2 separate regions of the Homo sapiens genome follow, and region 1 is linked to region 2. A link is a loop called in an ENCODE intact Hi-C map of the cell type or tissue named here. Cell type or tissue: heart left ventricle. All regions are shown on one strand. Links, peaks and the distances in the headings refer to the core of each region. The heading gives the core; the rest is flanking DNA. Region 1 overlaps ROCK1 (Rho associated coiled-coil containing protein kinase 1). Region 2 overlaps ROCK1 (Rho associated coiled-coil containing protein kinase 1).

Region 1 (15,536 bases), core at 3,674-11,673, 60 kb after region 2:
GTTGGCTCTCTCTTTGAAATATATCTGTAATCTGATAGCTTCTCACCCTCTACATTGCTACCATGCTAGACCAAGTCACCATCATCTCTTCCTTGGATTACTGTGATAGACTCTTAACTGATTGCCCTGTGTCTATTCTCAACATAGGGTGATGTTCTTAAAACACAAGTCAGATCATGTCACTTCTCTGCTCAAAAGTCTCTAATGTCTTGCCATCTCACCCAGAGCAAAAGCCCAAGATTTTACAATGGCCTACAAGACTCTACATGACCTAGCCTCCCCATTTCCTTACCTCTATGATATCATCCTACAATTCTCCCCCTTGCCTAATCCTCTCCAGCCACACTGGCTTCCTTGATGTTCTTCAAACAGGCCAGGTACACTCTCCTCCCTTCAGGCCTTTGCACTAGCTGCTCCTCTGTATGCCACTCTCTTCCCTCAGACATCCACATGGCTAACTCCCTCAACTACTTCAACTCTTTTTTCAAATGTCACCTTTTAACAAGGCCTACCCTGGCCACCTTACCTAAAACAGCAAACTTCTCAGAACTTCCGATCCTTCTTAAACTGTTGTATCTTTTCCTATGGCAGATTTTGACCTCTTTGTTATTCACAAAATTAGTTTTATGCAAAATAATATTTGCAAAATCACAAATCTGGTAAGTCTTCCTTCATTCTAAAACCTCCAAATAGGATGTTGTGACCATCTAGACTCTTTTAGCAATTTCTGATTGTCAACTATATTGAGTCAGGTGATGCTGGCAGAAAGCTAAGATTCAGAGAAGTGAAATACTACTATGCAACATATTCAGCAAGAAATAAAATGAGCAAATTGAGTCATAAATAGGAACCACAGTCTTGACAACCACTAACTAGCTAATCATTAGAGCTAGTCGTTTAGAGTTAATCTTTCTCCAAATGATCACAAGTTAGCAAAAGGGCCAGTGCAAAAAGGCTAACTTACAGCTTCTGGGTTACCAAAAATTCAAAAGCATTTCAATCATATATAAACTCTTCAATCTAATTTTCAAGAAAGCAAATGGATGATTTTTCCTAATACTGTTTTAAAAATTGGCCAGGCGCTGTGACTCACGCCTATAATCCCAGCACTTCAGGAGGCCAAGGCAGGCGGATTGCTTGAGGTCAGGAGTTCAAGACCAGCCTGGCCAACATGGCAAAACCCCGTCTCTACTAAAAACACAAAAATTAGCCGGCACGGTGGTGGGCGCCTGTAATCCCAGCTAATCAGGAGGCTGAGGCATAAGAATCACTTGAACTCAAGAGGTGGAGGTTGCAGTAAGCCGAGTTTGGGCCACTGCACTCCAGCCTGGGTGACTGACCGAGACTCTGTATCAAGAAAAAAATTAAATTAAATTAAAAATAAATAAAAATCAACTTTATACCCAGTAAATTTTACTTCTAGGAATTTATCCTAAGGAAATGAGATACAATGTGGGACCAAGATATCTACAATAAAGTAGTTTTTACAATTTTAAAGAGCAAATAATTTCATATACATAGAGTATTAGGTAACATTTAAAATTGTGTTGAATATTTAATTACATAGAATTATGTTCAGCATATAATGTTGTGCAAAGAAATAGAACAAACTGTATACAGTATATGAACTTGATTTTCTAAAAACATAATTATATACTGATACACAGATATGGATTTTTTTAAAGGCCAGAAGAAAATATGCCAAAACAATAACTGCAGTCATCTCTGAGTTTGGTGAGACTACAGATTATTCTGCCACATTTTCTATATATTTTAAGTTTTTTATAATGACCCTTTGTTGCTTTTCTAATGAAAAAAACAAAAGATGTATTTTGCCTACCCTAAGATCCTAGATTATAAAACGTACCATTACTTTATGTACCACTAGAGATTCTAAGATACATTCTAATTTCAAAAATGTTCAAAGTTTTTTTAAATGTCACAATAGGTAAAATATCATAATAAACATTATGTACCTTGTACTGTTTGACCAGAATACTGCTACTCTGCCTAAAAAAGCCCAGTATACATTGCATACTTTTAGAGTAGTGAAAGCAGCCCTAAAAAGCTCAAAAATTAAACTTATTTGAAAAATTCACAAGAATGTTATATTCAATTCCATAAAAATCTGATTTTTCTTTTCTTTTTCCTTGAGACAGGGTCTCACGCTGTCATGCAATCTCAGCTCACTGCAACCTCCACCTCGGAGTTCAAGCGATTCTCCCACCGCAGCCTCCCAAGTAGCCGGGACTATAGGCACACAACACCATGCACAACTAATTTTTGTATTTTTGCAGAGACACAGTTTTGCCATGTTGCCCAGGCCGATCTCGAACTCCTGGGCTCAAGTGATCTACCTGCCTCGGCCTCCGAAAGTGCTGAGATTACAGATGTGAGCCACTGCAACCAGCACTGTTTTAATTAAGAAAATTATTTCATGTCCAAATGTTCAAATAAAATCACACTCTAGGAAGATGTGCTACATTTTGACTGCATAGGCACATAGGCACGCATCCACCCACCCACATACACACAGAGTAATCCAGTTTGATAAACAGATCAACAAAAAATAAATATAAAAAATCCAGACTCCTAAATTCAAACTCCTCAACATGGCAAAAAAATATATATATATCATTAGTGACTGTCCAGTCTTATAGTTCTAGATAAGATACTCCCCACAACCATGCTCTAGCAATGCCTAGTTATTTGCAATTATCTATATAAGCCCATACTGCTTCATCTCTCTGTGCCTTTCCAGATGTTATCACTAGCCTAAAATGACTTCCCCCACCACCTTATCTGACCAAGTTACTATTAAACAAGATCTAATCTTTTATCTCCTCTTTAGACATTCCTGATTCCCTCTCAAGCACAAGGTATGACTCCCTTCTCTGGGACATTATTTCCCTATATTTCACCTAACAATCTGAACTGGAATTGTTTCTATAGGTCTGTTTCTTCTATTACGTTGTATGTCCCCACAATCCTTAAGGATAGAGATTATACTTGTGCTCGATGCTACTGAAATATTAAAAACACTTAATGACATTATATACAAATGGAGATAAACACATGCTGCATTTATCTATTCAGGAACAACAGAAAAGCCATATATATTTACTCCAAAGTAATAAAAGTATATATTTAAAAATCCATCTTGAGTTTCTCAAAATGTTAAATATAGAATTACCATATGACCCACCAATTCCACTTCTAGGTATCTACGCAAGAACAATAAAAACATATGTCTACACAAAAACTTCTACACAAATGTTCATAGCAGCATTATTCATAAAAGCCAAAAGAGAATCAATACAAATGTCCATCAGCTGATAAGCAGATAAACAAAATGTGGTATATCCATACAATGGAATATTACTGGCAATTAAAAATGAAATACTGACACATGGTATAACACTATGAACAATGAAAACATGCTAAGCCAAAGAAGGCAGTCACAAAAGACCATTTTATTGATGATTCCTTCTATAGGAAATGTCTCTATAGAGTCGGCAAATCTATAGAGACAGAAAATAGATTAGTGGTTGTCTAGGGCTGGAAGCCTGGAGAGAAATGGAGACTGACTGTTAATGGGTATGAGGTTACCTTACGAAGTGATGAAAATGTTGTAAAAGCAACTGTGGTAATGGTTGCACAACTCTGAAAATACACATACACCCAAAAAGCTCACTGAATTGTATACTTCAAACGGGTGAATTTTATAGCATGTAAATGATAACTTAATAAAGTTGCTTTAAAAAATCAATCTTGAGTTTGGCAATGATTTTTATATGACACAAAAAGCACAATCAATGCAGAAATATAAGTTAGATTTCATCAAAATTAAAATTTTTGCTCTATGAAAGACATTATGCAAATGAAAATTGACAGTAGCAAATGCGGCAAGGATGCACAACAACAGAAACTCTCATTCATTGTTGGTGGGAATGTATAATAAAATGGTATAGCCACTTTGGAAGACAGTTTGGCAGTTTCTTAAGAAGTTAAACCTGTTCTTAGCAAACAACCTAGCAATGCTACATCTGTGTATTTACATATCTGCCCAAGTGAATTTCAAACTAAATTCATGGCCGGCACGGTGGCTCACGCCTGTAATTCCAGCACTTTGGGAGGCCGAGGCAGACAGAGCACCTGAGGTCGGGAATTTAAGATCAGCCTGACCAACATGGAGAAACCCTGTCTCTACTAAAAATACAAAATTAGCCGGGCATTGTGGCGCATGCCTGTAATCCCATCTACTAGGGAGGCTGAGGCAGGAGAACTGCTTGAACCTGGGAGGTGGAGGTTGCCATGAGCTGAGATTGTGCCATTGCACTCCAGCCTGGGCGAGAAGAGCGAAACTCCATCTCAAAAAAAAAAAAAAAAAAAAAACCTAAATTCATGCAAAAACTTGTACACGAATATTTACGGCAGCTTTATTCATAATTGCCCCAAACAGGAAATAACGAATATGTTCTTCAACAGAGGAATGAACAAACAAACCAAGGTATATCCATTCAATAGAAGGTTGCTCTGCAATTTAGGGGAAAAAAGGAAAAAGCAACTACTTCACACAACATGGACAACATGAAGGAATCTTAAATGCTTTTATTTTTTTTTTTTTTTCAAGGCAGAGTCTTGCTCTGTCACCCAGGCTGGAGTGCAATGGCGCAATCTTGGCTCACTGCAACCTCCACTTCCCAGGTTTAATTGATTCTCCTGCCTCAGCCTCCCAAGTAGCTGGAATTATAGGCACCTGCCACCATACCCGGCTAATTTTCGTATTTTTTAATACAGACGGGGTTTTGTCATGTTGGCCAGGCTGGTCTTGAACTCCTGATCTCAGGTGATCTGCCCGCTTCAGCCTCCCAAGGTGCTGGGCTTACAGGCAAGAGCCACTGTGCCCAGCCTTAAATGCATTTTTGCTAAGTGAAAAAAAGACAGAATCAAAAGGCTATACACTGTATGATTCCATTTAATGACATTCTGGAAAAGGTAAAACTATAGGAACAGAAAAAGAGATCAGTGTTTCCCAGGAGTGGGGGTGATGGAACTGTTCCGAATGGTATTGGGGTGTTGCAGACAAGACTATGTGTTTGTTAAGACCCACAGAACTATACACACTTTATGCAAATTTAAAAAATCAATTGGGATTCTGGGGGATCTCAGGATGGAATCCAGATTCTAACAAATGAATCTAAATGTATGACTAACAAGATGACATGCCCTCATTGAAGGTGGTGAGGGAAAAGAAGCTGAACTACGTAATGCTGGAAAACTGTTTTAGCTGGAAACTAAGGCTAAAGACAAAAAAGGAACTGTACAAAGATATTGTGTTCCAGTTGGTAAATCCATTTCTCACAGGGTGTATGGTTTATTTTACATGAATATTAGGGTTGAGTAAGTAAATACCAATAATGGGAGCCAGGTTTCTCATCATCAGAGAAAAAAAGTTACAAACAGGCAAGGGCAAAAGCTAGAATGAATCTTGTGATACTAGTTTAGAGCTGGTAATATCAGTCTAAACACGTTTAACATGTGTACAGGTATAGAATTATAGTTATGTGTATAGTCACAGGCTGGTATACATGCATACATATATTTCCTAGCTATGGCAGCTGAGAGGGCCTTGAAACAGTGATCACCAGTAGCAATAAGCACACCTAGCACCCAGATCTTGGTTTCTAAATATCATTCTCCAATAAAAGGAACCAGAGCTCCTTGGAAAAAATGGCTGATTTCAGGGCTGAGGGAAAATATAAGATGAGCCTGGAGCATCGTGTAATGCCAGAAAGTAAAGAAGTGTTCCTTTTTTTAAAAAAAGTAAGAACATGTCAAAGAACACAGGAGTAGGAGCTGGGTCCAACCTGAAGGAGCTCCCAAAAGGCAAAAATGAGAACAATTTAAGTAACAAAGTATTAGGTTGGTGCAAAAGCAATTGAGATTTTTGCTAAAAATAGTGGCAAAAACTGCAATTACTTTTGCACCAACCTAATAAATAACACACTACTGGATTACAACCCAAAGTATGAAATAAATATATGCAGTTTATATTATATAAATCAATGACTAAATTAATAAATGGGGGAGAAAAGGCAAATCTTCCCTACAGAATTCCAAATAATACGTGTAAAGTCTCCCCTCCAGGAGAGTATGGAAAGGGAATACGCTCCCCTCCACAGCGTTTGGAAAAAGAAAATGGTAACTTACTAGTGGAGAAGCTTGCCAGACACTACCTTAAACCAAATGATAAGCGTTAACATCACCAGTGATGTGCCTAGATTTATGATGGAGTTATGTTCCAATGAAACCCTCATAAAGCTGGAAATTTTAAAGTCAGAGACCACCTGGACTTTCTAGATCATCTCTAACAAGTCAGTATCCAACGTCTAATGCACTGAGCTCATATATAACAAGTACTTACTATGCTGTCAGGTTTGGCAGTAAAAACATAAATGCCCCTGCTCTCATGGCACTTAAAATCTAGTGACAGGAGAAGGAGAAAAAGGAGAATGGATACTGTCTTAGTCTGTTTTTTGCTGCTATAACAGAATACCACAGAATGGGTAATTTATAAAAGAAAAAAGGGCATCTGGCAAGGGTCATTCAATGGTAGACAAGTGGAAGAGTAAGAGCATACATGCACAAGAGCTCACTTTTATAACCCCTTCCCACAATAACAGCATTAATCCATTCATGGGGGTGGAACCCACATGACCTAATCACTTCTTAACGTCCCCACCTACTAGCACTGGCAATTAAACTTTAATGAGTTTTGGTGGGGGCATTCAAACCACAGCAGGTACCAATTAAATAGTCATACAAATAAATATAACCTGTGATAAGTATACAAGATGCCATAGAAGTACATGCTCAGAAGGTCAGATCCATGAAGCCTAGATAACCAAGAGGTTAGGGAACAAAAATGAAGGCTTATTTGAAATTTAAAGGATGACTGCTTTGAGTTGGGTGGGTTGGAAAGAATTCTAGAAAGAGAAAAACAACATCTGAAAAGTCTTATGGAGGTGTCATGGTACTTTCCAGGAAATAAATGTCAGCGTGTAGCTGATGTGTAAGGAAACAAGGAGGAGAGGTGTACAGTTAAGAATGTAATTTAGAAGCTTAGATAGCATCAAGTTTAGAAAATCCACCAAAAAGCTGGGAATGGAATTTGACTTAAATTTACTATTCAAAAAGAATCCTCTGGCAGCAACGTAGGTAACTGTACATAGGCAAAAGTAGATGTATTATTGAGACTGAATGGAAGATTTTTGTGATCATTTAAATGAAAATGAAGAAGCTTAAACAATAGTTGTGTTGGAAAAAGAGGGAAAGTCAAGCCTCTGTATGAAGACTGCCACTGTTCAGAAATCTGCACTTATCAGTCTTTTCTTTGGTTTATTATAACCAGACCATTTACCTATCTTTAGTTTTTTGGGAACTCCATCATTCTCCAAAGTTTCTCTAAAGATCTTCAATCACCTCAGCATGTTAATTCAATAGGTGTAAACTGCCTTGATTTAGAGGTATTTAAAACACTCAAACTTTCTCCTCTTCCTTGAACTTACTTCAATTTCTTTATCTAAGTTTTTAAAACTCATGAGAATTTGAAAAGAAAAAACAAGCAACTAAGTAATTTTTTTTAATATCCAACCCATTAACCCAAAAGCCCCAGCCTGCCATTTCAGTCTCATCCCCTGCAGTCCGTCCTCCCGACCCTTTCTCTCTCATTATAAACCAAGTTCAATTTACACCAAACTCCTGGTTCCTCAAAGATGTCATACTTTTGGAAGACTCTGTGATTTAAATGGTCCTCCCTCTCAGAACTGTCCTTCCTCCATTGAAAAATCTAGCCCATGTTTTAAGACTCAAATATTACTTTCTTTTGGAAGCCTTTCTTTACCCCATTCAAGATCTGTGTATCATTACATTCTCTACAAACTTCTACTATTATAAGGTATATCTGTGTGTGTTTCCATCCATGAGATGGTAAGAGCTACAGTTTCTAAGAAAAACAGTCTTGTTCTTCATGTCTTTAGTAACTGGTCATTCAAAAACTATTTCAAGAATGGTCTCATGTAGTGAAATTATCCTTTTCTCACACATCTTGAATCCTAATTCTAACCAGGAAGGATGGGAGTAGAAGAGAGAATGACTTGTAAAGGGCTTAAGAGCTTTTCACAAGTTGTGGCTCATTATAGTCTTCTAGCCTAACACATTTTTAATAGATTTATACTACTCTTTTGTATTTATCCCTGGATATGTATTCATACTTCTGATCTGGTTCATAAAACTTTATAATCTCAGCTGAGAACTCCCTGTGGAAGAACCTTGCTTTCTATGGCTGCAACCTTCTAATATTTATTGCTTTTGATTACATTTTCTAAGCTTGGAGCACGTGTCTAACTGCGCCCACTATTTCTTTCCTTCATCAACATAAAGTCTTAGGCAGTTTTGCCTCTCAAGGGATATTTGGCAATGTCTAGAAATATTTCTGGTGATCACAACTGGGGATAGGTGTTAGGATATGCTACTGGCATTAAGAAGGCAGAGGCCAGGGGTGCTGCTAAACATCATACGATGCAAAGAACAGCCTCCCAGCAAAGAGTTATCTGACCTAAAATGTCATTGGTGCCACTTGAGAAACCCTGGTCTAAAGTGAACTGAATGCTTTGTCTCAAGGTCTGTGTAACATTCTAAATGATCATCGCTTTTGATCACTAACTCTGAATAGTGATTATTCGCATTACTTTCTCAGTAATTGTACTAGTGCCAAAGCAACCAAAAATTTACCAACTGTACTGTATGCTTTTATCACTACCATAGCTATTATGTCACTTTTGTAATCTATATTATAAAAGATATAGTATATGACATAAAATATCAGTTCTGTTTTTTTTTTAAGCCAAACAAATGAGCTCTCTTGCATTTATACCCGGAGGTTCATGAATTTTCTTCATTCAATGGTCTTACCTTCTCCATTATCTTCTTTTAGACTAAGATTTGTTTGATAAACATGTTTTTCTATTAACATATAATTATGAATCTTGTACCCTAAAGTCTCTGTGACATCCATAATGGTTTATAAGCATATACAATCATAATCACTGTTCCCAAATTTTCTCTCCCTTCATCCTCCCAATGTTCTGGCTCCCAACATGTGTCTTCAAAACTGTGACTAACTCCCACAACAATCGCTTAATTTTATCTTGGTATCATCTCTCTAACTCCTATGAAAATGTCACCTGAAATCTTTCCTTATCAGGTATGTGAGGCTGATAAACATCTTCTTTGCAGCCTTATTATTTAGGTATCATACACCAGAGCCCAGAAAAGTAAATCTTTATATTTCACTATTCAGTCAAATGTTCACAGATTCTCCTTTCCCTTTTGTTTCCACACACTTCTTAACACAAAGAGATAAAAATTAACAGGTTGCAATATAATTAAACCTGATGATTAAAAATTATATTTGAGGCTTAATTTAATATGACTTAAGCTGAATTTTTTAAAGAAAAATATTTTATCCCATATTCCAGGTATATTCTTAGATCACTACATCTGATATATGTCAGCAAAAAGCAATTAGAAACAAAACAAAAATTTACCTTTAATAAAATAATTTTGATGTGCTTGCTGATGAAAGCTAAATCTATATAAAAGAATTTCAGCGGTATGTAAAATGCTATCCTATACAAATCTATTGCTCTGTGTGAAACATAAAAACACAATGCCAGTAATTGAAGGAGAATGTTCTAATTATATTGAAAAAATAAGTTTGTTATGTTTATTTACACTTATAACATGTTTATTCACCTTGTTTTTGTTCATGTCTTTAAATTTTATTATGATTTCATGGTAGCCACATACATTGTTTTCCTTAAAAAATTAACTTACATAGAAGTAATTTTTTTTCTTGAAGTAACATATTGGTTTAGAATTAGGCTGATTACTAAATGAGCATTAAACTTCATGTTTTTTAAGGTTGAGTTTGTTAATATAACTAATAAACATAGAGTAAATGATGCTTTTTGTATATAGATTTCAATGCATTTCTGACTAACACATATACTCATGTAATCATCACCACAAAGAGGTTACAGAATTCCAAGGTTTCTTCATACCCTTTTCTAACTCCTGAAGTTTTACCTCAACCATAGGATTTCTAGCTCAAAGTTTTGCATTTCCAGCATGTCCTACAAATGGAATCATGCAGTATGTAGCCTTTTTGTGTCTGGCTTTTTTCACTTAACAGAATGCTTCTGAGATTGCTGGATATTGCACATAGCAGTAATTCATTACTTTTTATTATTCAGTAATATCCCACTATGTGGTTGTACCACAATTTATCCATTGATCAGCTGACGGGCACTTGAGTTGCTTCCAGTTTTCAGCAAACATAAAGTTGCCTTAAACATTTTAATACAGCTCTTTGTGCAGACATATGCTTTCATTTCTTTTCAGTAAATATCTAGGAGCAGAATTCCTGGGGTCATATAGTAAAGTGCATGTATAACTTTATAAGAAACAACCAAACTGTTTTCCAAAGTGCCTTACCATTTACCAGTCAGCAATGTACAGGGTTCCAGCTGCAATGCATTTTCATAAATACTTGATATTGTCAGTTTAGAAAGTTTTAATCATTCTAATAGAGGTGTACTAGTATCTTATTGTGGCCATAATTTGCAACTTCCTAATGACTAACCACCATGAACAGTTCTGCACATGTTTACTGGCCATTTTTACATCTTCTTTGGAGAAATGTCTATTCAAATATTTTTCCTACTTTTAAACTGAACTATTTGTCTTATTATTATTGAGTTGTTACACTTGTTTATATATTCTAGATACCAGTCCTTTATTGGACATATGATTTGCTAATGTTTTCCTATTTTGTAAGTTGTCTTTTCACTCTTTTTTTTTTTTTTTTTTTTTGAGACAAAGTCTTGCTCTGTCGCCCAGGCTGGAGTGCAGTGGTGCAATCTTGGCTCACTGCAACCTCCACCTCCTGGGTTCAAGCAATTCTCCTTGCCTCAGCCTCTGAAGTAGCTGGGATTACAGGTGTCTGCCAACATGTCTGCTAATTTTTGCATTTTTAGTAGAGATGGGGTTTCGCCATGTTGGCCAGGCTGGTCTGGAACTCCTGGACAGAACTGATCTGCCCGCCTCAGCCTCCCAAAGTGCTGGGATTACAGGCGTGAGCCACCATGCCTGGCCTTCACTCTTGATAGTATCTTTGAAGCATAAATAAAAGTTTTTTATTTTGATGATGTCCAGTTTATCTATTTTTCTTTTGTTGCTTGTGCTTTTGGTATTACGTCTAAGAAACCACTGCTTAGTCCGAGGTCATGAAGATTTCAACCTATGTTTTCTCCTAAGAGTTTTACATTTTTAACTTTTATATTTTCGGTTAATTTTTGTACATGATATGAGGTAGGAGTCCAAATTCATTCCCTTGCGTACGGATATCCAGTTGTCTGAACACCACTGGTTGAAAGGACTATTCTTTCTTCTTTTACATGCTTTGCAACTATTTTTTCCCAGCCTTTGGCTTATCTTTTCATTTTCTGAACAGTGTCTTCTGAAGAGAACTATTTTAAATTTCGATAAGTCTAATTTATCCTTTTTCAAAAATGGTTTGTGTTATTTGTGTCCTATCTAAGAAAAACTTGCCTAAGGAAAGTGGCAAATATGTTCTATGTTTTCTTCTAGAAGTGTTATTGTTTTAGCTCTTACATTTACGTTGATGATCTATTTTGAGTTAATTTTTGTATACAGTGGAAACTGAGGCTTGAACATTGAATTATCCTGTCACCTTTGTTGAAATCAATTAACCATATACTTGCATGCACAGGTCTATTTCTAGATGCTCTTTTCTGTTCCACTGAACTATGTGTTTATTCTTTCATCAAGACTATACTGTCTTGATATTGACCTTAATCCTCCAACTTGCTCTTACTTTTCGAAACTGTTTTGGCTGTTCCAGGTCCTTTACATTTCCATATGAATTACAGAATTGCTGGTCACCTTATACAAAAAACTGTCTGCTAAGGTTCTGAGAATATACGGACTCTATAGATCAATTAATTTGGGGACTGTTAACATTTTAATATTGAATTGTACAATCCATGAACATTGAATATCTTGTTAGGTCTTCCTTAATTTCTGTCTACAATGCTGTATAGTTTTCAGTAAACAGGTTTACACATATTTTGTCAAATTTACTCCTAAATTTTTCATGTTTTTGCTTCTATTGTAAATGGTGCTGTATTTGTTATAATAAATTAATTCCCAATTGCTTGTTGTTAATAAATGTATGTGCAACTGCTTTTTGGATATTAATCTTCTAACTTTCAACCTTGCTGAATGTACTTATTAGTTCATGTAGCTTTTTTGCAGAATCTTGAGGATTTTCTATATGGAAAATCATGCTGTCTAAATTGGGAAAGTTTTACTTCTTCCTTTTCAATCTGTACGGCTTTTCTTTATTTTACCTGATGGCACTGGCTAGAACTTCTAAGACAATGTTAAATAAAAGTGGTAAGAGAGGACAGATTTGCCTTTTCCAATCTTAGGGGAAAAGCATTCGTCTTAAACAAGTAGATACAATCTAAACTGTAGGTTTCTTGTAGATTCCCTTTATTGGGGAAAGGAAGCTTCCTTCACTTCCTAGTTTGCAGACAGATATTTTAAAATTGTGAATGGATATTAAATTTTATCAAATGCTTTTTCTGCATCTACTAAATTTCCTTTTTAAAATATGTTAATGTGGTAAATTAAGCTAACTGATTTTTGAATTTTATACTAACTTAGTAATCCTGGCATAAACTATCCTTGGTCATGATTTTTACCTACTGCTACATATGACTGCCCTAAAATTTTGTTATATTATTCTCTGCATTTTTCTCCAATTTAAAAATTAAAATAAATTGTACAGGTTTACCAGTTAAAACAGTTTACTTTAGATTTACACTTTTATTTCACTTATTTCTACTAAAGCATTAATGTCTCTATTTATAAAATATACAAGCATACTTAACATTATGAAAGCAACAAAGTAGCACAGTTTAAGGAAGCATGAATTTCATTCTTGCTAGCCATTACTTTAAAAAAAACCATGCCCCACCCTCTGCCTTTGTACTAAGGAGCATTTACCCCTTATCTACACCATCTCTATAAATGCCAGTTACCATTAAGATAAATAGTCAAGCCTCTCCATCTTTTTAGTTCCTTCACTATGTTGTCAGGTAGGGAGGTAAGCAACTGTAAATATTAATAAAATTTTACTGCTATGTCCATAGGACATGAGAAATAATTAAAACTTTTATACTTAAAAACTTCTCAGTTCAGAATCTGGCACCATATTCAAAAACGAAAATAAAACAATAATTTTTTAAAAATTGAAAAACTAAAAGATCATAAAATTAAAAAATTCTAATACAAGATTTCAAAGTATAGAAGTGATTTAAAAAATCAAAAAGATATGACTATTTAGAAAAACAAAACCTTTGTAATAAAACATATATAACCAAAATTGAAAGATAACACCAAAACCAATCAAACTTACATGTATCAATATTTATAGTTCAGAAACAGAAATAAATAAAGTAAGGAGGACTTTATGATCTAAATCTTATCAATTCTTTAAGATTAAAAGTTTGAAATTATAAGTTATTTAATCAAATTTTTAAATGATAAAATCCAATCTAAAAAGGAGCCTTCGGAAAAGAATATCTGTAAAATTTAAATATAAAACAGCTTTCATGGAGAAAAATTCTCATGTCTCAGCAGTTACTCAAACTCAATGTGCAGTTATTCAAACTCAATGCACAGTTTTTTGAATACTTATTTTAACTATTTTTCATCCCTTTCTCTTCAAAATATTTTGGTTCTCCTAACAGGCATCCAAATTGTTTCTTTCACACTTCCTACTAAATTCTATGTAGAAATCATTGATGAAATCACCAAAAAGTAAATAGAAGAAAAAATAAGGGCTTGAATGACATAAGTGAAAATGTAGTTATATGAAGTCTGTCATTAACCTCCACAAAAAATTACTTACATCTGCTTAAAAAGTTGTCAATATTTTTGTTTTTTCTTAAGGCAGGAAAATCCAAATCATATACCAAAGCATCCAATCCATCCTAAAGAAACAAACAAACAATGGTTAGTTTTTTGGATCACATTATACAGTCTCCTTTTTTATGAAAGAATAAAATATACGCTTTAATATTTAATTTCCCCTAACACATCTTGTGTACATTTAACACCCTCTACAAGGTTAGATGAGTACTGGGAGAAAAGTGGTTTTCATTTCATATGCAGTTCTTTTTACCTTCTAAGTCTGCCAGGCCCAGGGGCAAGAAAATTACCACAGATTGGCTGCAAGTGATTTCAATCCATGCACTTTTCCCCTCATAAGGACATGAAATTTTATTTTGCATTACTTCTCCTTACTACTGCATTTATCTTTATCTTAGACATCAAAAACCTACATTTGTTACTATAAATATTTTATAAGGTAACAGCTAAATAATAATAAAATGTGAGGTTTAATATAAAATAAATACTGCATAATCACAAATGCAAGCTATATACATTTTTAATTATAAAAATGTATTAGATTGTCATGGGTCTTCTTTCTTTCTTTGAGGCACTTTCTAGGGAAAGCTAGCAGTAAAGGACACACCTGAGCTTTTGCATTTTTTCTGCTTTTTTTTTTTTTTTTTTTGAGGGTCTTGCTCTGTTGGCCAGGCTGGAGTGCAGTGGTGCAATGTTGGCTCAATGCAACCTCCACCTCCTGGGCTCAAGCCATCTTCCTGCCTCAGCCTCTTGAGTAGCGGGGACTACAGGCTCACGCTACCACACCTGGCTAAATTTCGTCTTTTTATAGACAGAGTTTCACCATATTGCCCAGGCTGGTCTTGAACTCCAGACCTCAAGCAATTGCTCCTGTCTCAGAGTCCCAAAGTGCTGGGATTACAGGTGTGAGCCACCACGCCTGGCCGAACTTTTGCTTTTAAGTGGATATTTAAATATTATCTAAGCAAGTGCATGGCAGTGTGAAGGTATACCAAGCAGTGTTGAAGTGGGAAAGCATCTATTCAGACTATATCCTGCTGCATGGCAGGAACTGGAAGAACTTCAGATAATCCTAAGCAATCTTCACTATAAAGTCTCACTCTTTAGTAAATGTTGTTTGTATAATTGAATAGCACTATGGAAAAGAATGGTTTTTGCGTGATGCTTAATAATGTAATCAGTTCCAGACAGGTCAAAACATTAAAAAAATAAAGAACCAGGCAAAAGCATTTTAAAGAAAAAAATAGTATATTTACATGATACCGTTGGGAGAACAAGTCACATAACCTTTCTGAGCCTCAGTTTTCTTTTTTGTAAAATGAGGGATAATGATTACAACACATAACAGATTTGTGAGAATTAAATGAGTTAACATGTGAAGTGTCTGGACCTTAATAGTCTCACTTCTCTCTCTTTTATTTCTGTTACTGACATTTGAAAGCTCTGAATGT
Region 2 (15,536 bases), core at 4,123-12,122:
ATAGGGGTAGAAAGTTTACTCAAAGGGTAATAATACAGAACTTCCCAAATCTAGAAAAAGATACCAATATTCAAGCACAAGAAGGTTCTAAGGGTTCAGAGGTCTGACTCAGCACAGTTCCAGGGTGGTGGCCATAGGGTAATGGTAAGTACACTGAAAAACACTACTGTAACACTGCAATTGCAGTGTATAAATTATTCATATCTTGGGTAGAGAGACTAAAAGAACTGATCAAAAATAACAACTATAATACTTTCCAAGAGGCAGTAAGATTATAAATAGAAGCAACGAAAAGTTAAGATGCAGGGGACTAAGTTAAAGTGTAGAGTTTGTATTAGTTTTCTCTTTGCTTGTTTGTTAGTTTGTTAATGCCATCACTGTTAAGTCATCATCAGTTTAAAATAACGGGTTAGAGGATATTATTTGCAAGCCTCATGGTAACCTCAAATCAAAAGACATACAACAGATAGATACCCAAAAAATAAGCAGCAAGAAATTAAAACCTATCACCAGAGAAAATCATGTTCATTAAGCAGAAACAGGAAGGAAAGAAGGAAGAGAAGACCACAAAACAATCACAAAAAAATAACAAAATGGCAGGAGTATGTCCCTACTTATTAACAATAACAGTGAATGCAGATGAACTAAACTGCCCAATCGAAAGACATGGAGTGGCTGAATGGACCAAAAAACAAACAAATAAAAAAACAAAAAAACAGAACCCAATGATCTGTTGACTACAAGAAACACACTTCATGTATAAAGGTACACATAGACATACACAGAAAAAACAAGGGGATGGAAACAGATATTCCATGCCAATTAAAACAAAAACAAAAACAAAAAAAGAGCAGTAGCAGTTATACTTGTATCAGACAAAATAGATTTCAAGACAAAAACTATAAAAAGGCACAGAAAAGGTCATAATGTAATGATAAAGGGGTCAATTCAGCAAGAGAATATAACAATTGTAAATACAGATGCACCCAACACTGGAGCAACCAGATATATAAAGCAGATATTGTTAGAGCTAAAGACAGGGATAGACCCCAATCCTGGAGACTTCAACTCCTCACTTTCAGCACTGGACAGATCACCTAGACAGAAAATCAACAAAGAAAAATCAGATTTAATCTGCACTATAGACCAAATGGGACCTCATAAATATTTACAGAACATTTCATCCAACAGCCACAGAATATACATTCTCCTTAGCATGAGGATCATTCTCAAGGACAGACCATATGTTACTCCACAAAGCAAGTCTTGAAAAATTCAAAAAAAGTAAAATTATATCATGTATCTATCTTCTCTGACCACAATGAAACAAAACTAGAAATCAACAACAAGTGGATTTTTTTTTTTTTTTTGAGACGAAGTTTCGCTCTTGTACCCCAGGCTGGAGTACAAATGGCGTGATCTTGGCTCACTGCAACTTCCGACTCCCGGGTTCAAGCGATTCTCCTGCCTCAGCCTCCTAACTAGCTGGGACTACAGGTGCCTGCAACCACTCCTGGCTAATTTTTGTATTTTTAGTAGAGACAGGGTTTCACCATGTTGGCCAGGCTGGTCTCGAACTTCTGACCTCAAGTGATCCACCCGCCTCGGCCTCCCAAAGTGCTGGGATGACAGGCATGAGCCATCATGCCTGGCCAAAAAGCGGAATTTTTGAAACGATACAAATACCTGGAAATTAAAGAATATGCTCCTGAATGACCAGCGGATTGATGAAGAAATTAAGAAGAAAATTAAAATATTTCCTGAAACAAATGATAATGAAAACAAAACATACAAAAGCCAATGGGATACAGTGAAAGCAGTACAAGAAAGCTTATAGCTCTGAGCATCTACATCAAAAAGGTAGAAAAAGTTTCAATAAACAACTTAATGATACATCTTAAAGAACTAGAAAAGCCAGAGCAAATCAAACCCAAAATTAGTAGAAGAAAATAAATAATAAAGATCAGACACATGCAACCTACCAAGATTAAACCATGAAGAAATCCAAAACCTAAACAGACAAATAACAAGTAATGAGATCTAAGCTGTAATAAAAAGTCTTCCAGCAAATAAAAGCCCAGGACTGAATGACTTTACTGCTAAATTTTACCAAACTTTTTTTTTTTTTTTTTTTTTTTTTGAGACAGGATCTTGCTCTGTCACCCAGGCTGGAGTGCAGTGATGCAATCTCGGCTCACTGCCACCTCCGCCTCCCGGGTTCAAGTGATTCTCCTGCCTCAGCCTCCCGAGTAGCTGGGATTATAGACATGCACCACCATGCCCAGCTAATTTTGTATTTTTAGTACAGATGGGGTTTCTCCATGTTGGCTAGGCCAGGCTGGTCTGGAACTCCAGACCTCAAGTGATCCGCCCACCTTGGCCTCTCAAAGTGCTGGGATTACAATCGTGAGCCACCGCATCCGGCCCTTACCAAACATTTAAAGATGAACAAATAACAATCCTACTCAAACTATTTCAAAGAATAGAGGAGGAGAGAATGTTTCCAAACTCATTCTACAAGGCCAGTATTACCTTGATACCAAAACCAGATGAAGACACATTTTAAAAGACAAATAAACAAAAAAGCTATAAGCCAATATTCACGAGGAGCACACATGCAAAAACCCTCAACAAGATGCTAGCAAACCAAATTCCACAATACATTAAAAAGTTCATTCATCATGACAAATACCATTTGCTGAAATATCATTGTTTTAGCAAAAAACTAATTTAAATATGTTAAAATGCCAAAATAAAATATAAAATTTACAAAAAGGCATAATCTACAAAAAGGCATTGAGTCCCACCAAGAACATACAAAAATTAAAAATAAATTAATGGGCAAGATATAAGAAGAAAATGCACATTAAGAAAAAGCCTCAGAGTCAGATACATTTAATATCATTTATAATACAAATTTTAATCCACCCAGAAGATACAGGAGTCAAAATCTTACACACCAAAAAACACTGCATTAAAAATATGTAAAGCAAGGTATTCATGAAATACCCACAGCTAACATCATACTCAATGAACAATCCAAAAAGAAAATTGAGAAAATTCCCTTTAAGAGCATCAAAAAGAATAAAATACCCAGGAAGAAATTTGTATATAGAAAACTAAAAACAAACACACAAATGAACAAAAACACTGCTGAAACACATTTTAAAAGATCTAAATAAATGAAAATATATCCTTGTTCATGGATTGGAAGACTTAATATTAGTTTTGGTTTTTTTTGAGACAAGGTCTGCCTCTGTCAGCCAGGCTGGAGCACTGGGACAACAGGCGTGCACCACCACACCTGGCTGATTTTTTATTTTTTGTAGAGACAGGCTTCGCCATGTTGCTCGGGGGGGTCTCAAACTCCTGTGCTCAAGTGATCTGCCTACCTTGGCTTCCCAAAATGCTGAGATTACAGGCTTGAGCCACTGGCGCCTGGCTGGAAGATTTAATATTGTTAAGATGGCAATACTACACAAAGTAATCTACAGATTCAAAGAAATTGCTATCAAAATTCTAAAGGTCTTGTTTGCAGAAATAGAAAAGCCAATCCTCAAATTCACATAGAATTGCAAAGAACCCTGAATACGTAAAACATACTGAAGAACAACAAACTTGGAGGGTTCAAACTTCCTGATTTCAAAACTTGCTACAAAGCTACAGTGAACAAAACAAAACAGTGTGGTACATGCTGGCATAAGGACAAACACACAGACCAATGGAATAGGGTTGAGAATCCAGAATATCATAGATGCATGATATCTATAGTCAATTGATTTTCTTTTTTTTTTTTGGAGACAGGGTCTCACTGTGTTCGCCCATGCTGGAGTGCAATGGTGCAATCTTGGCTCACTGCAACCGCTGCCTCCCAGGCTCAAGTGATCCTCCGGCCTCAGTCCCCCAAGTAGCTGGGACTACAGGCACGTGCCATCATGCCTGGCTAATTTGTGTATTTTTAGTAGAGACATGGTTTTGCCACGTTGCCCAGGCTGGACTCAAACTCCTGAGCTTAAGCGATCTGCCCAGCGCAGCCTCCCAAAGTGCTGGGATTACAGGTGTGAGCTACTGCACCTGGCTGCCAATCGATTTTCAACAAAGATGCCAAGACCATTTACACAGGAAAGAATAGTCTCTTCAAACAAATGTTGCTGGGACAACTGGATATTAGATGCTCAATATCATTAGTCATTAGGGACAATGAAAATCAAAACAAACAGCAATGGGACAACCACCACATACCCACTAGAGTAACTAACTGAAAAAAAGGAAAATACCAAGTGTTGGCAGGGATATGGAGAAACTGGAATCCTGTACATTGCTGACAGGAATGTAAAATGGTGCAGCCATTGCAGAAAACAGTTTGGAAATTCCTCCAAAGTTACACATAGAATTACAAGATGACTCAGAAATTCCACTCCTAAATATACACCCCTAAAGAATTAAAAACAGGTACTCCAACAAATACTTGTACACAAATGTTGAAGGAGTGCTATTTACAATAGCCAAAAGGTGGAATCAATCCACAGTAATATTCTGTTATATGTATATCATCAACAGATGAATGGCTAAGCAAAATGTGGTAAATACATATAACAGAATATTACTCAGCCACAAATGAATGAACTACTGACACATGCTACAATATAGATGAACCTGTAAAACATTATGCTAAGTGAAAAAAGCCTGACACAAAAGGTCACACATTCTATGATGCCATTTATACGAAATATCCAGAACGGGTAAATTCAGAGACAGAAAGGAAATTGGTGGTTGCCAGGAGATAGTGGAGCGGAGAATAGGGAGGGGCAGCTTAATGGATCCTATTTTGTAGTTTCAAAATGAAATGTTTTGGAACCACATAGAGGAGGTATTTGTGAACATTTTGAATGTAGTAAATGCTGTTGAATTGTATATTTTTAAATGGTTAGCTTTTTGTTACAAGAATTTCACCTTAATTAAAAAATATAGACAGCAAAAGCTGTTAGAAATACAAGGGAGGCTGCCAGGCATGGTGGCTCACGCCTGTAATCCCAGCACTTTGGGAGGCTGAGGCAGGCAGATCACGAGGTCAAGAGATCAAGACATCCTGGCCAACATGGTGAAACCCTGTCTCTACTAAAAATACAAAAATTAGCTGGGCATGGTGGCGCATGCCTGTAGTCCCAGCTACTTGGGAGGCTGAGGCAGGAGAACCACTTGAACCTGGGAGGCAGAGGTTGCAATGAGCCGAGATCATGCCACTGCACTGTAGCCTGGGTGACAGAGTGAGGCTCCGTCTCAAAAAAAAAAAAAGAAAAGAAATACATGGGAGGCTATGAGAAAAAACCCACAATGATAGTGAAAACTTTTAAAACACATTTTAAAATTTGACAGAACAAAGGGACAAAGAATAAATGCAATCTTAGAAAACTGATGGATTACATTAGAAAACGGATCAACTTTTCACCCAAAAAGATGTTTCATACAAAAATCGACAATTTTCAAATGCCCATGTAACAGTGAAATGCAAAAATCATTTATAAACTAAGCCAGAAAAAAAATCATTAAAAGTAGAAATCCCAAAGTAGAAATCTTTTAATAGTTCCTGATCACAATAAGAAATTATTAATTACAAAAAAAATTGTTTCCTACCTCTGTCCATTAAAATCACCTACAAACATTGACCAACCCAACAGTAGTGAGCACCCATAGAATTCAGGTTATAGACCCCGAATGTCATATGCTACAAAAGGAACCGGAGTTCCTAGGCAAATGGGTGATTTCAGGTCTGGGACAAAAAATAATTCTGGAAAATCTATGCATATCAAAAAGCAAGGATGTGATCTAAAACTACTAGGGTAGTGTCTAAACTTAAAGAATTCCTACTAAACTTCATGTGAGCATCATTAAGAATAATGCAAAGGGCTAACATATATTAAATATATTAAAATTCATGAGTTCACAAATATATTTTAAAAATTCACTAATCATCTTTGGAGGATGCCTGGGAAATAACTCACTGTTCCAAAAACTGACAAAGAATTAAGTATTTAACCTGACTTTCTTTTATAAGCTGTACCTCAAAGTAACTACTATATAATTGATGAGGAAATGTTCATCTCTAGAGTAGTATTCCAATTAACAAATGAAGGAAGATGGATAAAAATAGATGATCACCACTGCAAATTCCTAAAGAAACAAAGGACCTAGGCAATGATCATCAATGGCTACTAACACCACAAAAAGATACAGCCAGACTTTATGTTTTTTCATTCGTTTGTTTGTTGTTGTTTTTGAGACAGGGTCTTGTTCTGTTGCCCAGGCTGAAGTACAGTGGCACGATTTCAGCTCACTGCAACCTCCATCTCCTGGGCTCAAGCAATCCTCCACCTGAGCCTCCTAAGTAGCTAGGACTACAGGTGCATGCCACCATACCTCGCTAATTTTTTATTTTTTGTAGAGATGAGGTTTCGTCATGTTGTTCAGGCTGGCCTCAAACTCCTGGGCTCAAGAGATCCACCCACCTCAGCCTCCCAAAGTGTTGGTTTTACAGGTGTGAGCCACTGCACCCAGCCCAGATTTTATGTTTATGTGTCTCCTGGTACCTAAATACTACTTACAAGTATTCTTGACAAAGTCCTACCGAAGTAGATCACATCTCTAGATCTAACGTCTAGTTTAAAGTACTACGGCGGACAGAGCAACATGCTAAATGATACCAGCAGATGAAATCAGTAAAATTCTGAACAGGAGCCACTCACAGGACGAAAAAAACATGGTTTCTTTAACCGAAAACAACAGCAAAAAGAGATTACAAAGAACACAAAAGGGAGGAGGAAAATACAGATTAAAATAAACTTAAGGGACGTATTAATGAAATGCAATGTCCAAACTTTGGATCCAAATTCAAGCAAAATAAATGCAATAAGAACAAATTATGAGACTACTAGAGGAACTTAAGCACTAATTAGATATTTTATAATATTATATAACTGTCACCTATTTTCTACCTTTGATAATGGCATTGTAGTTATGTTTGTCTTTTTAAAAAAGAGTCCCTATCTTTAAGATAATGAAATATTTACAAATTAGGATGTATTTACAAAAGGACAATGTGGTGCCTGATATGAGCTTCAAAATAATTCAGTGTCAGAGGATTGGGAAGGGGAGGTGGAGGTACAAAATGAAACACGACTGGCTACCAAATGAAGGTTTTTGAAGCTTAATGAGTACACAAGAGGTCACTATAGTACAGGTTAGGCATCCTTAATTGGAAAATCCAAAAATCCAAAATGCTCCAAATTCTGAAACTTTTTGAGCACTGACATGACATTCAAGGATTTCAGATTTGGGATACTCAACTGGTAAGTATACATAATGCAAATATTCTCACAAACCACCCAAAATCCAAAATCTGAAGCACTTCTGGTTCCAAGCAAACAATTAAAAAAAACAGAAAAAGACTTTTAAAAATGGTTAATTTAAAAAAATTGATTTTTGCCTTTCAATCTGAAGAATCAGAGATAAACTTACTAGATGAAAGCTTATCAATTCAGTTAAAATTTCAATCCTCCATAACATTTTGATCACTTTCATTAAGCCTCTATAGCCTGAACTTTTGGAAACTTTCCCTATAATCAATTGCAGCCTTACTGTTGCACTAGTCCAGGTACTGGCAAACATCAGGGCTGCAGCCTGTTTCTGTACAGATGTCAAGCTAAGAATGGTTTTTATACTTTAAAAGGTTATAAAAAGTAAAAAATAAAAAAGACTATGCAACAGAGATCATATATGGAGGACATTCAATTAATGAATAACAATCAAGACTCTGCCAGAAGCCCACCATCCCAAACTAAATTTATACTTGAGAGACCTGAAAGTTCTTAAAGACCAGAAAAGACTAATATAAGCATTGTGATTTTTTTAAAAACCCACAATGCACTTTTATATGTATGTTGAAACTCACATAAGTTGTGTGCATTATTTTAGTGTATGTGAGCTTTTATTCACGTTTAAGTTCCAAATTAAACTCTGAAAAAGAATAAACTAACAATAAATCATGCTATAAATTTTCCTTAACTTTTACTGATATCTAAAAAATAGATTCAGTTAAAAACCACTGTTGATAGTACATGGATGATCTCTGCCTCTGAAGCAAGGAGCTTAAAGCTCAGTCAAACACAGATCACAAACTTATAAGAATTTTAGAATTGGAAGGATTTATAGAGGTAACCTATTCTTATCTCCTTGGTTTACAGATAAAGAAGGGAGATGAAGAGACTTTCAAACAGCTAATAAGCTGTATAAAAAGGCCTAGGAAAACAATTTAAGGAAGTCTGTGACTTTCCTATTACATATAAAGTGGTTACTTTCTTAGTTATAATCAGATCTATTTTAAGCCTGGTCCCTGAGAAATATGATTGCACAACACTCCTCAGCTAAGAACCAACAGGAGATTGTATTTTCTGTTTCCTTAGTCACAAAAACTGACCCTGACCTCTCTCCACTGAATTATAGCTAATCATCAAGCCCCAAGGGACCTGAAACTATGTTCCCATCTCTAACTAAGGTTAAAAAGAACTCCTCCCTCCAATTTTTTCCTGAGACATCTGGCAACTTCTATGCATATTTGTTTTGATTAGGTAGTATGGATGCTGCTGCTAACAGGAATAGAAAATAGAAAAATATGTGAGTAGGTAAAGCCAGGAATCTTTTTGAAAACAAACTGAATTTTATTACTATTTAAAAACTGTTCATTTATTCACTTAGTTATACTCAATCTTCTGCCTCTTAGATTCACAAAGACTGTCAATATCTCCAGTTCAAACATTCCCAAGTATCTAACTTTTAATGTGTAATGGGATTTTATTTCTGCAACTGACTTTCTATTACTACCAACGATGCATGAGGAATTCCTAGGTTTTAATAGTGATAATCCTCTTTGCCTGGATTAGTCTCACTTTGAGTAAAACCTTTATGAATTAGGCAAGTTTTTAAATGAAGTTTTTGGTTAATTTGTCTGTAAAACTGAAAAATATCCACATTACATACCCTGCAGGAGTACCTGTGAGGGTGAAGAAATTACAATGTGATACAAATGTGGGCATTATTCTAAAAGAGAAAGAATGCTGGCCTGGTGTGGTGTCTCACACCCATAATGCCAGCACTTTGGGAGGTCGAGGTGGGCGGATCGCTTGAGCTCAGGAGTTTGAGACCAGCCTGGGCAAAATGGTGAAACCCCGTCTCTACAAAAAATGCAAAAATTAGCTGGGCATGGTGGCATGCACCTGTAGTCCCAGCTACTCAGGAGGTTGAGGTGGGAGAATTGCTTGACCTCAGGAGTTCAAGGCTGCAGTGAGCTGTGATCATGCCGCTGCACTCCAGCCTGTGCAACAGAGCAAGTTCCTATCTCAAAAAAACGTAAACAATAAAAAAGAATGCAACCATTTCTGGTTTCACCAAAGTCATTTTCTTTATGAGGGTAATATGATCATAAATATATTAACTTAGACTTAAAAATGGTCAAGATGGTAAATTTTATGTTATATATTTTTAACAATTAAAAATAAAAATTATAAAATATTCCTTCCATTGATAGATGAGTGGATGAACAAAATGTGGTATACACATACCATGGAATATTACTGAGCCCTAAAAAGGAAGGAAAATCTGACACACACAACATGGATAAACCTTGAAGACATTGTGCTAAGTGAAAAAAGCCAGACGCAAAAGGACAAACACTGTATGATTCCACTTATATGATGATGGTTGCATACATTGTGAACTGCATTTAATCCCACTGAACTGTATATATAAAAATGGTTAAAATGTTATAATAAATTTCATGTTACGTATATTTTACCACAATAAGAAAAAATATTACCTTGAAGGTCTCCAATCATCTCAGAATCATGACCTCTGTCTCTTCGTTCAGCTTCTAATATAGCTTGCAGCTGGTAATAATCTTTGTCTGTTTGTGACTTAGAATTCTCTAAAATTCGATTTCTCTCTTGCAACTCTCTGTTCAGGGACTCTAACTGACTAATTGACTTGCTCATCTCTGTGTGACTCTTCCTCAATCTTACAGCTGTGTCCGATTCTGTCCTAAGTAAGTCATTGGCTTCTTCTAGCTATTTAAAAAGAAAGCAAAAAAATAGGTTTCTGACCAAAGTACGATATAATTTAATTATCTACAATTTTTTTAAAAAGGAACCTCATTTGAAACACTTACCTGCTTTTGTAACTGGGACAGCTTCTCATTAGCAAGCTGTGAATTCTGACTGACTTTCTTTAAGTCTTCCAACTGATCCTTTAATGTAGAAACTAGAAAATGAAAGAATAATATATAGAAATTACAACATTTTCATAGGGGAAACATATAAATCCTTTTTTAAAAAAAGACATTTAGTCTTAGGCCATAATAGTCAGCTACATTAGGTCCACTCCCAAAGCCAAATTCCAATTTGGAAGTACCTGCATTTTAAATTCATTAAAAAGTAGAACATTATCTTCTAATACAGAGTGCAAAAAGATTTCTTCTTACTGTTGTAAATCTCAAACTCCTTTATTCCCTTTATAAGATCACTGATAGTATACTTATAAAGCTAGTTTTAATATTATTTATTTTTCAAGAGTTCAATTGCTTGATAATTCAATATCTTAATAAAAATACAAAATTTAAAAGGTACCAAATGGTAGATAGTATAGAATAAGTCCTCCTTTCTCCATTTAGTCATTTTTGCCCCTTCTGAGTCTCCCTTAACTGGCTCTCCTCCCTAATATATATTTAATTTAAGCATATATAGACAAGTACTCTTGTTTTAAACACAAGCAATCCGTTTCTGTCACTTAAAGATCTGTCTTAGAGACTGTTTTATAACCGTATTTAAGGAGATGATTTATTATTTTTTATAAGCCACATAGTATTCTACCATATAGATGTACTAAAATTTATTACAGCATTCATTACCTTTATGTTTCATATATGTATTACATTATGTTTCATATACAGCATTGACTGCATTTTTTTTGTCATTTTAAACAATGCTACAATGAATAGCCTTGTGTATATATCAGTTTGCAGTAGGAGTATGTACGTGAAATAACTTATGGAAGTGAAATTACTGCATCAATGGGAGTAGAAAGGTATTTTAAATATATTTGTAACACAAGCATTAAAACACAAGAAATTCTGGTTTAGAAGTTCTTAGACGCAGCTGCTTGTTAGAAGTACCTAGGGGGCTTGTAAAGAATAATGATACTCAGGCCACATATCTAGACCAATTAAATTAGAATCGCTGGGATTTAGGCATCAGTACTCTTTAAAGCTTCCCAGGAGATTCCAGTATGCACACCATGATGACAATCACTACTCTAGTTAAATGCTACTTACTATTTACTTTAATATGTAATTTAATATTTAATTTAATTACTATTTAATATGTTATAAATTTAACCTGAGACCTGGGTTATTTAGCTTATAAAGTGTCTTAGGATTGTAGCTTCATGTATGTATCATGGACACTAAATTAAAGACAACCTCATGACAGTGTTAGAAATTCTATCATTTTTCAAAAGTAGTGACAATTTACCTTCATTTTCTACATTTCTTCTCTTCTCATTTTCCTGTTCAGCTTTTCTTTGGTACTCATTAATTCTATGCTGTAGCAACATTTTCTCCTTCTCAATCTGAGACACTGTAGATTCTAGATTTCTTCTTTGATTTCCCTGGAATTATAATGATAAAAGTTACCACTGTGATTAATACTCTGGTCATTCATTCAAGTGAGTATTTTGTTCTTAAAAACAAAAAACAAGAAAAAAAAAAAGACAAACACTTAAGATGAATGTTCTGTTTCAAACGCAAATAGTATCTCCTAATACAACTTTCTAAGTAGCTTGCCTTTTAAGAAGACAGTGGGAATCTGTCTTCTGTAGCTGGGACTACAGGGACGCACCACTGCGTCCAGCTAATTTTTCTATTTTTGGTAGAGACGGCTTTTGCCATGTTGGCCAGGCTGGTTTTGAACTCTTGACCTCAGGTGATCCGCCTGCCTCAGCCTCCCAAAGTACTGGGATAACAGGCATGAGCTACTGTGCCCAGCCTAAAATACCCAAATTTTCACAACTTAAAAATGTACCTTTCTGAGTTACCACTATCAGTAAATCTTGTTTTTGATGCTTCACTTTTTAAGACTCCACATTAGGAAACCTGTTTTACAGTGTTTCTGGGCTTTCTCATCTTTAAGCAGAAATTGGACATAAATCATTCAAGGTCTTTCTGATTCTAAGAGTTTATCATTCTAACTTTTAGTTAATTTTTAGATAATTATACATTCAAAGAAAGTTGCAAAGATAGTACAGAGAGGTCCCAAGTGCCCTTCCACTCAGCTTCCCCCAGTAGAGACATTATATATAACAATAGTACAATAACAAAATCAGAAAATTCTCACTGGTATAAGGAGTGTATGATTCTCTCATTTTATCACATATGTAGGTTCATGTAAGCACCACCACAACGAAGATACAGAACTGGTCATCACAACAATTTCTTTCCAGTCACTAGTTATAGCCACACCCATCCCCGTCCTCCCACCACCCATACTCCTGGCAACTAATGGTTCTCCATTTCTATAATTTTGTCTTTTTGAGAATGTTATATAAATGGAACCATGCAATATATGACTTTTTGAGACAGGCTTTTTTTTTTTTTTTTTTTTGTATTTTTAATAGAGATGGGGTTTCACCATGTTGGCCAGGATGGTCTCGATTTCCTGACCTCGTGATCCGCCCGCCTCAGCCTCCCAAAGTGCTGGGATTACAGGCGTGAGTCACCGCGCCTGGCCAAGACAGGTTTTTTTTTTTTTTAACTCAACATAAAGACCTTAAAATCCATCTCTGTATTGTATGTATCTACAGTTTATTCCTTCTTGTGGCTGAGTATTCCATGGTACAAATGTACCGAAGTTTGTTCAACCATTCACCTACTGTAGGACATTTTGATTGTTTTCAGTTTTTGGCTATTACAAATAGAGCTGTTATAAACATTAGTATACAGGTTTTTGTGAGAATATACATTTTCATTTTTCTGGAATACATGCCCAAGAATACAATTGCTAGGTCACATAGTAGGCACATGTTTAGTTTTTCAGGAACACAGCCAATTGGTTTTCCAGAATGTCTGTACCATTTTATATCCCCATCTGCAATGTCCAAGTGATCTAGTTTCTCCATATCCTTGCCAGTTTGCTATTGACATAATTTTAAAACTTACTTTTTTTCATGGTTATGGAGTAATATTTCATGATAGTTTTAATTTGCACTTCCCAAATGACTAATTATGTGAACCTCTTTTCATAGGTTTATTTTCATCCATATATCTAAAAAGTTTAAAAAGTATGGATTCGCTTTCCTTAACACTTATATAGGGCTACTGAAATTACCTATTTCACACTGTATGAGTTGTGATAGTTTGATTTTTGAGAAGTTAGTCCCTTTCATCTACATGTCTTAATTGTGTTTAGAACTGTTCATAGGATTTCCTTATGATTCTTTTGATACCTATATGGTCTATAGTATATGCCCTATTTCATTCCTCATACTGGTAATTTGTGTCCTCTCTTTTTCCTTTATCAGTCTTGCTAGAGGTTTGTTAATTTTGTTGATCTTTTCACACAGCTTTTTGTTTCACTGATTTTCTCTATTGTTTTTCTGCTTTTAACTGCCTTGTTCTCTGCTCTTATCGTTACTTGTCCTTCCTTTTGCTTGTTTTGGGTTTATTTCACTCTTCTTATTCTAGTTTCCAGAAGTAGGAGTTTAAATTATTGATTTTAGACTTTTCCTCTTTTCTAAGGTAAGCATTTAGTGCTATAAATTAACCTTCATCACCATGTTAACAGCATCTCACAAATTTTGATGATGTATTTTCACTTCATTGTTCAAATATTTTGTAAAGATAAAGAGCCATAACAGTTTTATGAGACATAATTAACATTCCAATGTATTTTTTTCACTGAGACTTCTTCTTTGACCTCTGGGTTATTTAGAAGTTTATTGTTTGCTTTCCATGTGTTTGCAGATTTTTCTGTTATTCTCATCTGTACATTTTGGTCAGGAAACTGTATGATTTCAGTGCTTTCAAATGTGTTTGTTTTATAGCTTGGGATGTGGTCTACCTTGGTGTGTGTTCCTTAAGCACTTGAAAAGAAGGCATATTGTGCTGTTAAGCAGAGGGTTCTGTAAATGTTGAACAAATTCTGACAGCTGACAGTGTAGTTGAGTTCTCCTATGTTTGGTGATTCTTACGGGTGCTGAAGTCTCCAACAATAATTATGGATTGGTCTATTTAACCTTCCAGTCTTATCAACTTTTGCTTCACATACTTTGTAGCTCTGTTGTTTGGTGTACAGTTAGGATTTTTATTTATTTTTGGTGGATTGACTCTTATCATTATGTAATATTCCTCTATGTTCATGGTAATTTTCTTTGCTCTGAAGTCTACTTTAATTGGTATTAACATTGCCAATATGCTGCTTTCTTTTTAATATTTGTTATGTTATCTCTTCACATCTTCCGATGTTCAACTTGCCTATATTGTTATATTTGAAGAGTTTCTGACAGATATATAAATGGGGGATTTAAAAAAATCTACCCCTACCACCTCTTTTGATTGGTATTCCATTTAATTTCCATTTAATGTCATTATTGGTAGTATGTTAGGGTTAAGTCTGCCGTTTTTGTTTTTTTGTTTGATCTCTGTTATTTCTACATTTTCTTTCCTGTCTTTCTGTGGGTTACCTGAACATTATTTTAGCATTCCTTTTGATTTAACTATGGTGTTTTTGAATGTATCTCCTTGTAAGGCCTTTTCAGTGGCTGCCCTAGATATTACATTGTATATGCATAGCTTAATATATAGTACACTCCACTGGTATTGGCATCTTACCAGTTTGAGTAAAGTATAAACATCTTCCCTTTCTTCTTTTAATTTTTATCTTATTTATTTTTGAGAAAGGGTCTCACTCTGTCACCCAGGCTGGAGTACAGTGGTATGCTTATGGCTCACTGCAGCCTCAACTTCCTGGACTCAAGCGATCCTCCCACCTCTGCCTCCCTAGTAGCTGGGACTACAGGCGTGCACTACCACACCTGGCTAATTTTTGTATTTTTTGTAGAGACAGGGTTTCACCCTGTTGCTCAGGCTGGTCTTGAACTCCTGGGCTCAAGCAATCCGCTGGCCTTGGCCTCCCAAAGTGCTGGGATTACAGACATGAGCCACCACACTTGACCTAAAAACTTTACCTTTCTTTATGACCCATTACTCTCTGTTTATAATGTCTAAAATATTTTTTCTCATACACAGAGAATCATATTAGACAATATAATTTCTGCTTCAACTGCCTACTATAAAAAATAAAGAGGAGAAAAAAATGTATTTACCCATCTTTTACTGTTTCTTTATTCCTGGTAATTCAAAATTCCTCCTTTTTCTTTTGGAGACAGAGTCTTGCTGTGTCACCCAGGCTGGAGTGCAGTGGTGCGCTTGGCTCACT

What was found. Peaks named below come from ENCODE experiments on the same cell type or tissue, not always from the same donor. Only the 100,000 strongest peaks of a DNase experiment are listed, where the experiment ranks them.
Region 1: it touches region 2 in a loop (4-fold over the local background); 12 of 110 quality-filtered maps call a loop at or near these places.

What each region holds. Positions count from the first base shown.
Region 1 is chr18:21,056,467-21,072,002 of GRCh38, forward strand. It overlaps ROCK1 (Rho associated coiled-coil containing protein kinase 1), which reads right to left. Exons shown (of 33, transcript NM_005406.3): 2 at 14,066-14,147. Among named protein-coding and RNA genes, the nearest start is that of ROCK1, 48 kb to the right of the region's middle. In heart left ventricle, for the core only: no CTCF peak of the experiment used is centred there; no DNase peak of the experiment used is centred there.
Region 2 is chr18:20,996,483-21,012,018 of GRCh38, forward strand. It overlaps ROCK1 (Rho associated coiled-coil containing protein kinase 1), which reads right to left. Exons shown (of 33, transcript NM_005406.3): 14 at 11,577-11,712; 15 at 10,217-10,308; 16 at 9,869-10,115. Among named protein-coding and RNA genes, the nearest start is that of ROCK1, 110 kb to the right of the region's middle. In heart left ventricle, for the core only: a CTCF peak has its summit at 7,214 (motif pointing right); no DNase peak of the experiment used is centred there; H3K27ac peaks cover 1,882 bases.